Linked DNA regions of Mus musculus: region 1 is linked to region 2. The links are chromatin contacts, found by Hi-C or POLR2A ChIA-PET in ENCODE. All regions are on one chromosome and are shown on one strand. Each heading gives the region's core, a stretch centred on a gene start or an enhancer-like site at or near the end of the contact. The rest is flanking DNA. Distances are from core to core; before and after follow the strand shown. Region 1 holds the start of Mrps23 (mitochondrial ribosomal protein S23). Region 2 overlaps Cuedc1 (CUE domain containing 1).

Evidence for each region. Hi-C counts contacts between places; a loop is a spot of excess contacts on that map. ChIA-PET counts read pairs that join two places held with the same protein, here RNA polymerase II (POLR2A).
Region 1: POLR2A ChIA-PET joins it to region 2 with 16 read pairs in Patski. The contact joins the promoter of Mrps23 here to the enhancer-like site in region 2. A Hi-C loop is called at or near these places in 3 of 37 maps with a recorded cell type or tissue (heart and v-Abl transformed pro-B cells). POLR2A ChIA-PET finds 5 or more read pairs at or near these places in 3 of 5 experiments (Patski and embryonic stem cell).

What each region holds. Positions count from the first base shown.
Region 1 is chr11:88,202,125-88,207,753 of GRCm38, reverse strand. It overlaps Mrps23 (mitochondrial ribosomal protein S23), which reads right to left and starts at 3,366. Exons shown (of 5, transcript NM_024174.6): 1 at 3,269-3,366; 2 at 2,395-2,565. The coding sequence starts at 3,312.
Region 2 is chr11:88,160,701-88,166,498 of GRCm38, reverse strand. The region is part of intron 1 of Cuedc1 (CUE domain containing 1); the gene reads right to left. Among named protein-coding and RNA genes, the nearest start is that of Mrps23, 41 kb to the left of the region's middle. Within about 2 kb of position 1,627, at least 3 of the 3 ENCODE cell types and tissues checked have a DNase peak (open chromatin) inside an H3K27ac peak, as active enhancers do; they include heart, where a contact is called at or near this core.

The DNA.
Region 1 (5,629 bases), core at 2,117-4,616, 40 kb before region 2:
AAGTCTTGAGGAGCAAAACATACTTGTTCTACTATCTTAGGAAAGGGCTGCACTGTAACCCTCACACTACGGAAGATAGCTCATGTCTGTAATCCAAACACTATGGAAACCAAAATAAGAAGTTGCACAAATGTCTCAAAAAGCACAACACCAAAAAACCTAGTTCAATCAAAAGAAGTGGAGGGAAAAAATTTTTTAAATTAAATTAAATTTAAAAAAAAGCTAGTTCAATCTTGACTCTCCATCCTCGCTGTTCAGTGTCTTCAGCTAGCCCAATGGATGCATCTAGTCATTAAGCCACTGATGTTTTCATGAGCAGAGGGTTATGAACAACCCAAAGGCCATGAACTGGGCTAGACACCGAGATTAGCAATGAGCGGGACAGCACATGGTCCCTGGTAGGTTTGGGTTTTGCTTGTTTTAGGGTAGGGTGACAGAGAGACAAAGAGCCTAAGGCCTCACACATGCTAGCTCAGCACTATACCCCTGAAATACGGCCCTTGGTGGTATGAAACTGAGTTATGCTATGTAACCCAGGCTGTCCTCAAGCTCCTGATCCACCTGCTTCACCTGCTAGGTGCTGGGATCGCACATGTGAGCTAGCATGTCTACTGAGAGTGTGACATCTAAACTCTTCTTTACTAGTAAAAAGAAAAACAACTGGGCTATATAATCTTTAAAAAAAAAAAAGCCCATTTTCCAACTTTATTTAGAAAAGTGGAAAGCAAATTAAAGAACACATAGTTTACCAGGCAGTGGTGGTGCACACCTTTAATCCCAGCACTTGGGAGGCAGAGGCAGGCGGATTTCTGAGTTCGAGGCCAGCCTGGTCTACAGAGTGAGTTCCAGGACAGCCAGGGCTATACAGAGAAACCCTGTCTCGAAAAACCAAAAAAAAGAAAGAAAGAAAGAAAGAAAAAAAAAGGAAAGAAAAAAAAGAAAGGAAAGAAACTGCAAGACCTCTAGCCTCCAGAGGGCGCCTGCACTCACACGCACCAACACAAAGACAAGTTATTAAAAATAAATTTTAAAGATAGCAAAATACTTTAAAAAAAAAAAAAGCACTTCCTTTGGTGGCGCACGCCTTTAATCCCAGCACTCTGGAGGCAGAGGCAGGTGGATTTCTGAGTTCGAAGTCAGCCTGGTCTACAGAGTGAGTTCCAGGAGACAGTCAAGGCTACACAGAGAAACCCTGTCTCGAAAAACAAACAAACAAAACCAAAAAAAAAAAAGCACTTCCTTCACCTTTACAACTCTAATATGCTAGTATTTTGTCTTACAATGTTAAACAAGATTACGGGGCCAATGTTTTCAAAGTAACAGCTAGGTCCCAGGAGCTACCTTCAAGGCACTACCTCAGAAGAGGGCTGTAGGTGCCCTGGCTCTTTCCTCTTTATTCTTTCCCTTGCTTCTCAATTTTCTACAATAAATGTGCATTAATATGCCAGGCATGGCGATACAAGCCTGTAACACCAGGATTCCAGAGGCAGAGGCATGAAGATCATGACCTTGTCCCAAGAGGAACAAAAGGAAAAAAATAGATGCTAAAGAAATAAAGTACGCAGGGCTGGAGAGATGGCTCAGCGGTTAAGAGCACTGATTGCTCTTCTGAAGGTCCTGAGTTCAAATCCCAGAAACCACATGGTGGCTCACAACTATCTGTAATGAGACCTGACGCTCCTTTCTTGTGTGTCTGAGACAGCTACAGTGTACTTATATATAATAATAAGTAAATCTTTTAAAAAGAAAGAAAGAAAGAAAGCACTTTCCTTCAGATTTCTAGTCATGGTTACTGTAAGTGCTTTCAACTTCTGAGCATCCTTTCCAGGGCGGCTTCAATAACTGTTAGACATTAAATCCTCAGACCATATTCCACCTATTTCCGCTTCCAAAGAAGCTACTGTGATAGCAGCAGCTTAAGTGTGGAGCCAGACGTGATTCTCAGATCCACCGCCCTCTGGGGTGGCCATGGTGGTTAACCTCCTTGAACCTGATAGTTCTCTTGAATAACACAGAGGCAATGATACCTGCCTTCGCGGACAGGGTTAGAGTAATAAAGTCTATGAGCTGATGTTTGTCAAGGGCTGATCAAGTACCTCATACAGAACAGAGGCCAGTTAACAAACACTTTATCTGCAACTTTGTCAGTTTAGTCTCCAGATTCCACTTCTTAGAACTTCTGTTTCTGGGCTGGAGAGATGGCTCAGTGGTTAAGAGCACTGACTGCTCTTCCAGAGATCCTGAGTTCAATTCCCAGCAATCACATGGTGGCTCACAACCATCTGTAATGCGATCTGATATCCTCTTCTGGTGGTCTGGTTGGCAGACTTCTACATGAGCCTTCCTCTCTGAAGGTCTGCGGCACCCTGCTCACTATAGGGGATAGACACTTACGCTCGAATCTGATCCTCCTGGTAAAAGATGTCCTGGATGTCAGCTTTGGCTTTGCCGTATCGCAAGCGGGGCCTTCGGAAGACAGGCTCTCTCAGGGGTGGAAAGGCCTTATATATGTCATACCACAGTGGCTTCTCTTTCAACACCCCGGCCCGCATCAGATCCCTCGTCCTTAGAAAGGGAACAGAACCAAGGTCAGTCGGTTACCACAGGGTTGTAAAGTCTCTGAATCAACTTAAACGAAGGAAAGAGCAGCCTGGTAGGGGTGAGCTGAAATGGGCCTCCCGCCTAAAGGAGGCACGGCCAATACACACAGCAACCTAGCATGGCCACAGTGTTAAGTCCAGTTGGTTAGCTCTCATGTAGCCTAGGCTAGACTTAAACTAAAGAGTGTGGCCAAGGATGACCTTGAATTTAGTGCCTCCCTGCACTTCCCTAGAGCTAGGATTACAGCGTGTCCACGCAGGCTTTTTGTTTTGACAGAAGTCCACCAGTAGCCTTGCTACGAAGCCAGGTTGGCCCCGGTCTTGTGGCAATCCTCCTGCCTCGCCTCCTAAGTGCCGAGACTACGCGCGCGAGCCACGACACACAGCTTCCATCTTCTTGCACGGGTCCCACCCACCGTTCCATAGTGAAAAAGCAAGACCTGTCCAGTCAGGCCCTTCAGCTTCTTTACTGTAGAAGGTCTCCACCGAAATGGGGTGGCGAGCACAATCTGACAGGACAGAAATCCAAGGGGACAGAGACAAACCACACCGATTCCGTGCCAAGGGCATCACCTGGCTCGGACACCCGCAACCGCATCCCCTAAGGATATGCCAGGAGGGTCGTGACCCGCTAGGAACTCTGCCCTCGCCCAACTCGGAGCACGCACCGGGAGAACACGCTCCCCACCGTCTCCAGCCGGCTCCCCGCCATGGCCACTTGGGCTAGAAAGCCTCGGGCTGTTACCGGAAGCGGAAGCGGCAGCAAGCAAGCCAAGGGGGAACAAGCGGCTGGCCGAGCCGAGGATGACAGTCCCGCCTCGACGTCATCCGGACGGCGGAACCAGGCAGAAGCAAACGATGGGCTGAGCAGGAGCCCTCAGGTCCTGCGTCCGGGTGGGTGGGGGTGGGGTGGGGTGGTCAGATACGAATAATCGATTCCCGAGCCAAAAGAGCGGGAGCGCGCCAAAGCTGCGCAAGAGTAGCAAACGACCGGTCCTGGGGAAAGGTGGAGTGTGGCGCCTGCTTTCTTCTCTCTAACTTTGCAAAGCTTCCTCCTCTCTGGCAGGGTGGAGGGAATAGTGTGGAGCTCGCCGGGATGCAGCACATCCTACAGTCAGGAACAGCTAGCCAATATGACATTTGAGGACACCAGGCTCGACTAAGCCTAATCTTAGCCACTCACACTACTCAGAAACTGAGACCCAAATAGGGGCGAAGTAACTTTTCCAAGTGACACGAGCCTCCAGGCCTCCTTCCTCGGCCTTTTGCGCCTTAAGCGGGGCTCAGCAGAGCAGTCTGTTTTCAGGCTCAGTGGAAAGCTGCCTGTAAGTAGTAGTTCCTCCGCTGGAGGCGTCCCTCGCCCGCCCGCTAGCGCTGGAGTTTTAAGAAGTAAAAGCCCAGAATGAATGCATTCGGAGGAAGAAAATAAAAATCTGGGGGAACGTAGTCTGTCATTGTTCAACTGTTCAAAGTATGGGTTTGGAGGAATATCCGTTGGAGAAGCACCCCTTAGAAATTTCATCAGGGTATTTGTGCGAAGAACATCATGGTTGATCGTAGTGACAAGATTTAAAAAAAAACAACAACAACAACAAAAACAAAACATCGGGCTGGAGAAAGAGTTCATCAGTTAAGAGCACTGACTGCTCTTCCAGAGGACCCAGATTCGAGTTCTAGCACACACAGGGTGACATAACCACCTGTCACTCTAGTCCCTGGAGATTTGATGTTCTCTTCTGAACACTGCAGGTACCAGGCATGTATGTGGTGTACAGGCTTACGTTCGTGCAAAATACTGATACACATGAAATTAATTAAAATTCATCATATGATCAGGAGGTGGTGGGTCATACCTTTAATCCCAGAACTCAGGAGACAGAGGCGGACGATCTCTGAGTTTGAGGCCAGTCTGGTGATGTACAGATCAAGTTGCAGGACAGCCAGGGCTACACAGTGAGATGCTGTCTAAGAAAAATAAAAAAACAAAAAACAGAAGAGCAACAACAAATATTTCATCGAATGAAAAGTAGTAGAGGATGTTAGCACACGCCTTTGATCCCAGCACTTGAGATGCAGAGGCAGGCAGATATTGAATATCTGTAAGTTAAGGCCAGCCTGACCTACATGGTGAGTTTCAGAAGCCAAGGCTGTGTAGAGAAAGACCCTATCTCAAAATAAACTAGTGGCTGGAAAGTTAGGGTTTGTGCATTCTATGAAAGCCTATGCACCTGGTAAAATTAACGAGCTAGGACCATCTGTATTTACCTACCTACATTAATGCCCATGGCTTGGGGTTAAATGAAACATTGCAGAAATAGTTGTATGGGAATGAAATCTGTAAGAGCGGGGGGGGGGGGAGAGGGGGGCTGGAGAGATGGCTGAGCGGTTAAGAGCACTGACTGCTCTTCTGAAGGTCCTGAGTTCAAATCCCAGCAACCAGATGGTGGCTCACAACCATCTGTAATAAGATCTTATGCCCTCTTCTGGTGTGTCTCAAGACAACTACTCAGATATAATAATGAATAAATCTTTAAAAAAGAAAAAAAAAGGAGGGAAAAGGGAAAATGTCCACAAGTTTGTAGGAGGATAAAATCTGGGACTGATCCACAGGACAAAAATACAAGGGTGAAGTCAGAGCTTTCTCTCTCTCTCTCTCTCTCTCTCTCTCTCTCTCTCTCTCTCTCTCTCTCTCTCTCTCTCTCCTAGTCTCAGAGATTGCCTTGTAGAGAGTTTGTATTCATATGTAAACTCTATGCCCTAATGGATGTTTTGAATCACACTTGAGGTCTCCAAGGAACCCATTATCTTTCTTTGTCCTTAGGAAAGAGCATGAAGTCATGTCAAAATCCTCCCACTCTAAGGGAGGCCCCAGAAAGGGAGGCAGCGAAAGTTTTCAGAGCAGTTGCCACTTGTGTTATCTCACAGATAACTCTGCCCACCCACAGGGTAGCTATTATCATCCTCATTATAGATGAGAAGGCTAAGCCACAGGAACTTAAGTACCTCTGTCTGATATGCAACTGATTGAA
Region 2 (5,798 bases), core at 378-2,877:
CCCAGAAGCCAAGCCCTGATGATATTACACATGGGTTCAGAGGCTCTGATTAAGGCCCTTGAGAATACACTACCATCTCCCTGCCCCGAGTGTAATTCAGACAGAAAGATTAGCGACCAGGCTTGTCGCTCTGCCAAGGGCAACTCCATGAAGAGAAAGAAGAAAAATAGTGGGCTCACATTTATTCCATGAACCCCCTCTCACAGGTCCCTGGGGTTCTGGGTCTCTGAGTGTTGAGACACCCTGGCAAGGCATCCTGGAACTGACTGTTTACCCCAGGGTCCTGCTCTTAGGGGCTTACACTGTTTCCATGTAGAAGAAACAAACCGGCCCTCAGCCTGTGGCAGACTGCCTGCAGGCTTGGGTAGGAGTGTGCAGCTGCACTGCCCCGTGGAAGGGAAAGAGGGAGGCCACAGGGGCTCTTTCCCAGCCTCTGGCTATCAACCCAGGGCTTTCCTCCAGATCACTGATGGATACGTGGATGGATACGTGGATGGATACGTGGATCTCCCGGCACAAGCCAGGCCCTGAGGCCTCTGCAGCAGGACACACCCTGGTTCCTGTGACTACCCAAACCTGCCCCTGCAACTGTGTCCCCACATGAGCACAGTTGGAGAGGCAGAAAGGAGCTCAAGGACATGGCATGGGCAATGGAAAAGCCTAGCTCTTTCCACCAAGGCAGCTCTGTGGGTTTGGAGAAAGTAGTTCAGAAACAGGAAGCCGGGGAAACGGGATCTGGTGAACAGGCACGCCTCAGAGACACCCAGACTGCTGTAACTAGCACCAGGTAGGGGCTCGCATTGTCCTTTCTATTCCTTGCTAAACTTAAAGCCAGCCTGAGGCCAGGGCTGAGGAACGTTAGAAAAAAAAAATCACCAAGTCACACTGCCTTTTGTAACAAACCCTGCTACAAAAACAAAACAAAACAAAACAAAAACGGTTTAAAAAGCATGAAAGAAAGGAGGCGCGCAGATGACCTGGGCTTATGAACTTACACGGGACACTTTCCCCTGTCACCACCGAAGCGCCCCTCATCTTTATTATAATTCTCCAGCCCGTCTCCACTTTGTAATGAGTGGTAGGAATCGTTCAGTGAAGTCGAGTGACTTGTCCAAAACTGCACAGTTAGTGGGTACGTAGAAAAACCGGAATTGGTATCCCTACCTCCCGAGAGAGCTAACATGCCAAGTAAGGCTTGCAGGGCTGAGAGCCAAGGAGCCCGAGAAATGCAGCCACGTGTGCCTGGGTTTAGGACATTCCATCAAAGGAAACATGACCCAGACAGAACGGGGGGGGGGGGGGGGGGAAGGTCTGCTGGCACTGCCCCAGACCTGGCTACATGACCTTGGAGAGAGCAGGTCGTCTCTTTGAACCCACGGCTCCTGTGGGCAAGAAACAGGAAGGTAATCCCTGATGAGCTGGGCTGGAGGAAGTGAATCAAACCTGCTGGGCCCGTTAGACCTCTCCCTGAGCGAGTGGGTGTGGGTGACCTCGGGACCTGGAAGCAGAAACTTCATACCTGTCCTCCCCCGGGGGCCATGAGAGCCAGGCCCAGAGCCGCCCGCTTCCAGCTTCCAACTTCCAACTGGAAAGTGAGAAGCGGCAAGGCCTGAGTCACTTGGAGCCTGGCCCAGGGAGGTGGGCAGGCTGCCCCAGTGTGGCTCAGCCAGCCTTGTCCAAGGTCAAAACAGCCAGCCTCCTGCCTTAGGAAGGCCTGTTCGTGAAGCTGATGGCCAGGTCTGCACCAGGGATAAGATAGCCTGAGGATCAGAGGGCTGGGCCCGCATGTGAGCCTAGGAGGGCTCACATGGATTGGGAAAGTGATTTCAGGGCTCAGCACCTCGTCTTCCTCTCTGGCAGAAGCAGTGTGTGTGAGAGAGAAATGCTGCGATGGAACTTATCTGGGTTCCTAGGATGGAGGAAGTCCCTGCTGGGACAGGCTGTGGTGGGCTGTTCTGAGGCCTTGGTACCTCATGCTATACCCGCTGAGGAAATCCTGTGGTTTTAATATCTTCTGCCAGCTGCATGCTAGCTCCTGGTCTTGCCTTTCCTCCAGACACTCCCTCTACACCACAACTATGCAACCTACTATGCTCTCTGCCCAGATGCCCACCAGTAGCTCTGACAGAATAGGTTGATCCAACCCTGCCTGTGTCTCCTGTCTATGCACCACCTCTGCCCGCTGAGGTCAAAGCCTGGAGACCATCTTTAAGAACGTATCCCTGGGCTGGAGAGATGGCTCAGTGGGTAAGAGCACCCGACTGCTCTTCCAAAGGTCCTGAGTTCAAATCCCAGCAACCACATGGTGGCTCACAACCATCCGTAACGAGATCTGACTCCCTCTTCTGGAGTGTCTGAGGACAGCTACAGTGTACTTACATATAATAAATAAATAAATCTTTTAAAAAAAAAAAAAAAAAGAACGTATCCCTTAGCCAGGCATGGTGGTGCACGCCTTTAATCCCAGCACTTGGGAGGCAGAGGCAGGAGGATTTCTGAGTTCGAGGCCAGCCTGGTCTACAGAGTGAGTTCCAGGACAGCCAGGGCTACACAGAGAAACCCTGTCTCAAAAAAACAAAACAAAACAAAACAAAAAGAACATATCCCTTACACCCTCCATTCAACCCACAACAATCCCCATCTTCCTTGCCTTTTAGACTGTCCCTCAGGATCTGGTGGCTTCTTGTCCTCTGCCACCTCCCTGTTTCCTTGTGGACTGCATGTTGTGGCCACATGTCTTTCCTTACCTCCAAAGTCCCTGGCTGTTAGTCCTTAGACCACATCCCAGAACTTCACCATGGTCTATAAGATCCTTTGTGTTCCTGCCTTCAAATGTGTCTGTATGGAGCCTAAGGACGCAGCTCAGTCAGTAGGGTGCCTGTGTGTCACGCAGGAGGCTCTGGGTTGAGTCCAGCACACTGCATAAGCCAGGTGTGGTGATGCACACGTGTGATCCCAACAATCAGGAAACGGAGGCAGGAGGAACACTTGCTTCAAGGCCATCCGCAGTTACATAGCAAATTCAAAGCCCGAGTGGGACACAAGCAAAAGAAGTACAGGTGTATGCCCACAGGTACACCCACAGAGACATGCAGACACACGTAGACACGTACTGACGTGGCTGCCGTTCATCCAGCCACCCTGAGCACTCTGTGCAGATCACTTGACCAACAAACCTACACTCTCCTTTGGGACCTTAAGCTCTCTCAGCACCTTGTCTCTCCTCCTTCTGGTCCCTGCCACATTGTCAGGGAGACTGCTCTATCAGCTCAGTCTGTCTTCCGGCATTCCTTGACCTTTGCCCTGCTTTGTCATCCTCTGTCACAAACATCATATACAGTGCACTTGCCAGTGACCATCTTCTACACTAGATCAGCATTTTTTAGGGCAGATTTGCCACATCCAGTGTGGAGCTCCCAGTGTCCACAAAGCACCCAGTACAGTCAGCCTGTGCTAACTAAGTGGACGAGCAGAGAAGCAACCGGTGGGGTAACACAGTAACCAACTATGGGTGTCCAAAGCCCAGCAGCCGTTTGGATCCCACAAGCTCTCTCTGACTGTCATCAGGGCCTTCTCTCCCTGCACACAATTCTGACGGCTACACAATCAGCCCCAGGGGTCAGGAGACAGTGCCTCTCCCACTGCCAATTTGACTGTATTTTTCCCCAAGCTAGAACAGGGTCAACCTAGAACTTGAGACCCCAGAAGGAGGTATGAAGCTGTGGGCCAGCACTTACTCTCTCCCTCTCCCTCTCCCTCTCCCCCTCTCTCCCTCTCTCTCCCTCTCCCTCTCCCTCTCCCTCTCCCTCTCCCTCTCCCTCTCCCTCTCCCTCTCCCTCTCCCTCTCCCTCTCCCTCTCTCCCTCTCTCCCTCCCTCTCCCTCTCCCTCTCCCTCTCCCTCTCCCTCTCCCTCTCCCTCTCCCTCTCCCTCTCTCCCTCTCTCCCTCCCTCTCCCTCTCCCTCTCCCTCTCCCTCTCCCTCTCTCCCTCTCTCCCTCCCTCTCCCTCTCCCTCTCCCTCTCCCTCTCCCTCTCCCTCTCCCTCTCCCTCTCCCTCTCCCTCTCTCATCTCCACCTACCCCAGACTTCCTCTCTGTCAGTGGATGAGGAGCGTTTGGAACATCTGGTCCACCTGCAATAGTCTTAAGGGACTCATTTCTTGCCTAAGAACCATGCATAGCCCAGTGACACCAACAGACCAGGCCACTAGGTGGTGTCCCAGGGCCCAGGCCACAGCGGCTCCTGGGAAAGGGCTAACCGCAGCTGCCCTCCCAGAACCTTGTTGTGCCCCATCCCCCACCCTTGGGACTGACGGGAGGACAGAAGAGCCACTGGATAGCACAGGCATCTCAGAAAGGGGTGGGGGTGGGGGTTGGGGTTGCAGTCAAGACACCACTTTCTGTGCTCTCTCCTCAGGAGATGGAATTAATCCACCCAAGGCATTTTATCCTCCAGTGCCTACCCGGACTGGGAATCCTGGGCAGCCAGTGCTGCGGCAGAGCCTCGAGACAAGCTATCAGACCTGAAGGGTGACATCTGTACCCTACCCATCTGGGAAGAGAAGGGGGGCCCAGGCTGACTGCTTCAGCAAGACTCCATGATACCAGGGCCAGAGGGGTCAGAATGAGGTCATGTGGCTAAGTCCCAGGGAAACCTTAAGTGGGTGACGCGGTGTGAACAGAGAAGCTGCTGGGCTCGGCAGCCGCCTCCTCATACAATTGTCACCTCGGACACCGTGGGGGTGGGTGCAGGGCAGTCTGCCGAGTTCTAAGGCATCAGAACTGAAGAGGCTCGAAAAGGGAGGAGGGAGAGGTGGATGAGCAAGAGGTAGAAGCTACGGTCTGTGTGTGTGTGTGTGTGTGTGTGTGTGTGTGTGTGTGTGTGTGTGTGTGTGTGTGTGTGTGTGTGTGTGTGTGTGTGTGTGTGTGTGTGTGCGCGCGCGCGCGCGCGCGCGCGCCCGCGCCCGAGCCGGCATGTGTGTGGCCAAGCACCCTGGGGAGGAGGGGCAGCGCTGACAGAGCCGCCTTGTCCTCCGGCCCCTGCACAGGCTTGTTTTCTTCACAAGCTATTAATGTCGCTGTAGCTTCAAAAGCCGGGTGACCTTTAAATGCCGAGCCTCCTGCTCCCGCCCAGGGCTCGGAAACGGCTTAATGGATACTCAGCCCCAACGGTCACAGCTGCTCGGACGACAACAAAGCCTGCCTCATTCCCAGAGCCCCCAGAACTGCAGGGCAGCTACACCTGTGCCCATTCTCTAACCCTGGCGCAGCAACCAGAGCAAGAGGCCAGGTTGGACATGGCGGGAGGAGGGAAACCCGAGGGAAAAACACTGTTGCCACGCCCTGTTGTGTGACCTGGGTTGGTCCCTTACCTCTGTTAGTCATCTCTTTTTCACGAGGATTTTTTTTTTGAAAGTGCTGGAGGGGATAAGGAGAAAGGGGCGGGGGAGTGGGGAGTAAAGGGGGCGGGGTGTGTCCTGTAGAGATGGCTAGGCAGTTAAGTGAGTTTGCTGCTCTTGTAGAGGACCAGAGTTCAGTCCCCAGCATCCATTAGCTGGCTCACAACCACTTGAAACTCCAGTTCAAGGGATCCAAAATCTTCGTCTGGTCTCTGTGAGCACCTGCATAAACATGGTATACACAGAGGTGCACACACATACACATAAAGAAAAATAAATTTAAAGAAGAAAAAAAAAAAGACGCCCAAACTCTCTGCTAGGAGGAGACATGGTTTCCAGTCTGGAGAGCTAGCAGGGTGAGAGGTTAGGCCATACCCAGGACTAGCGCATGGCACAACGCCT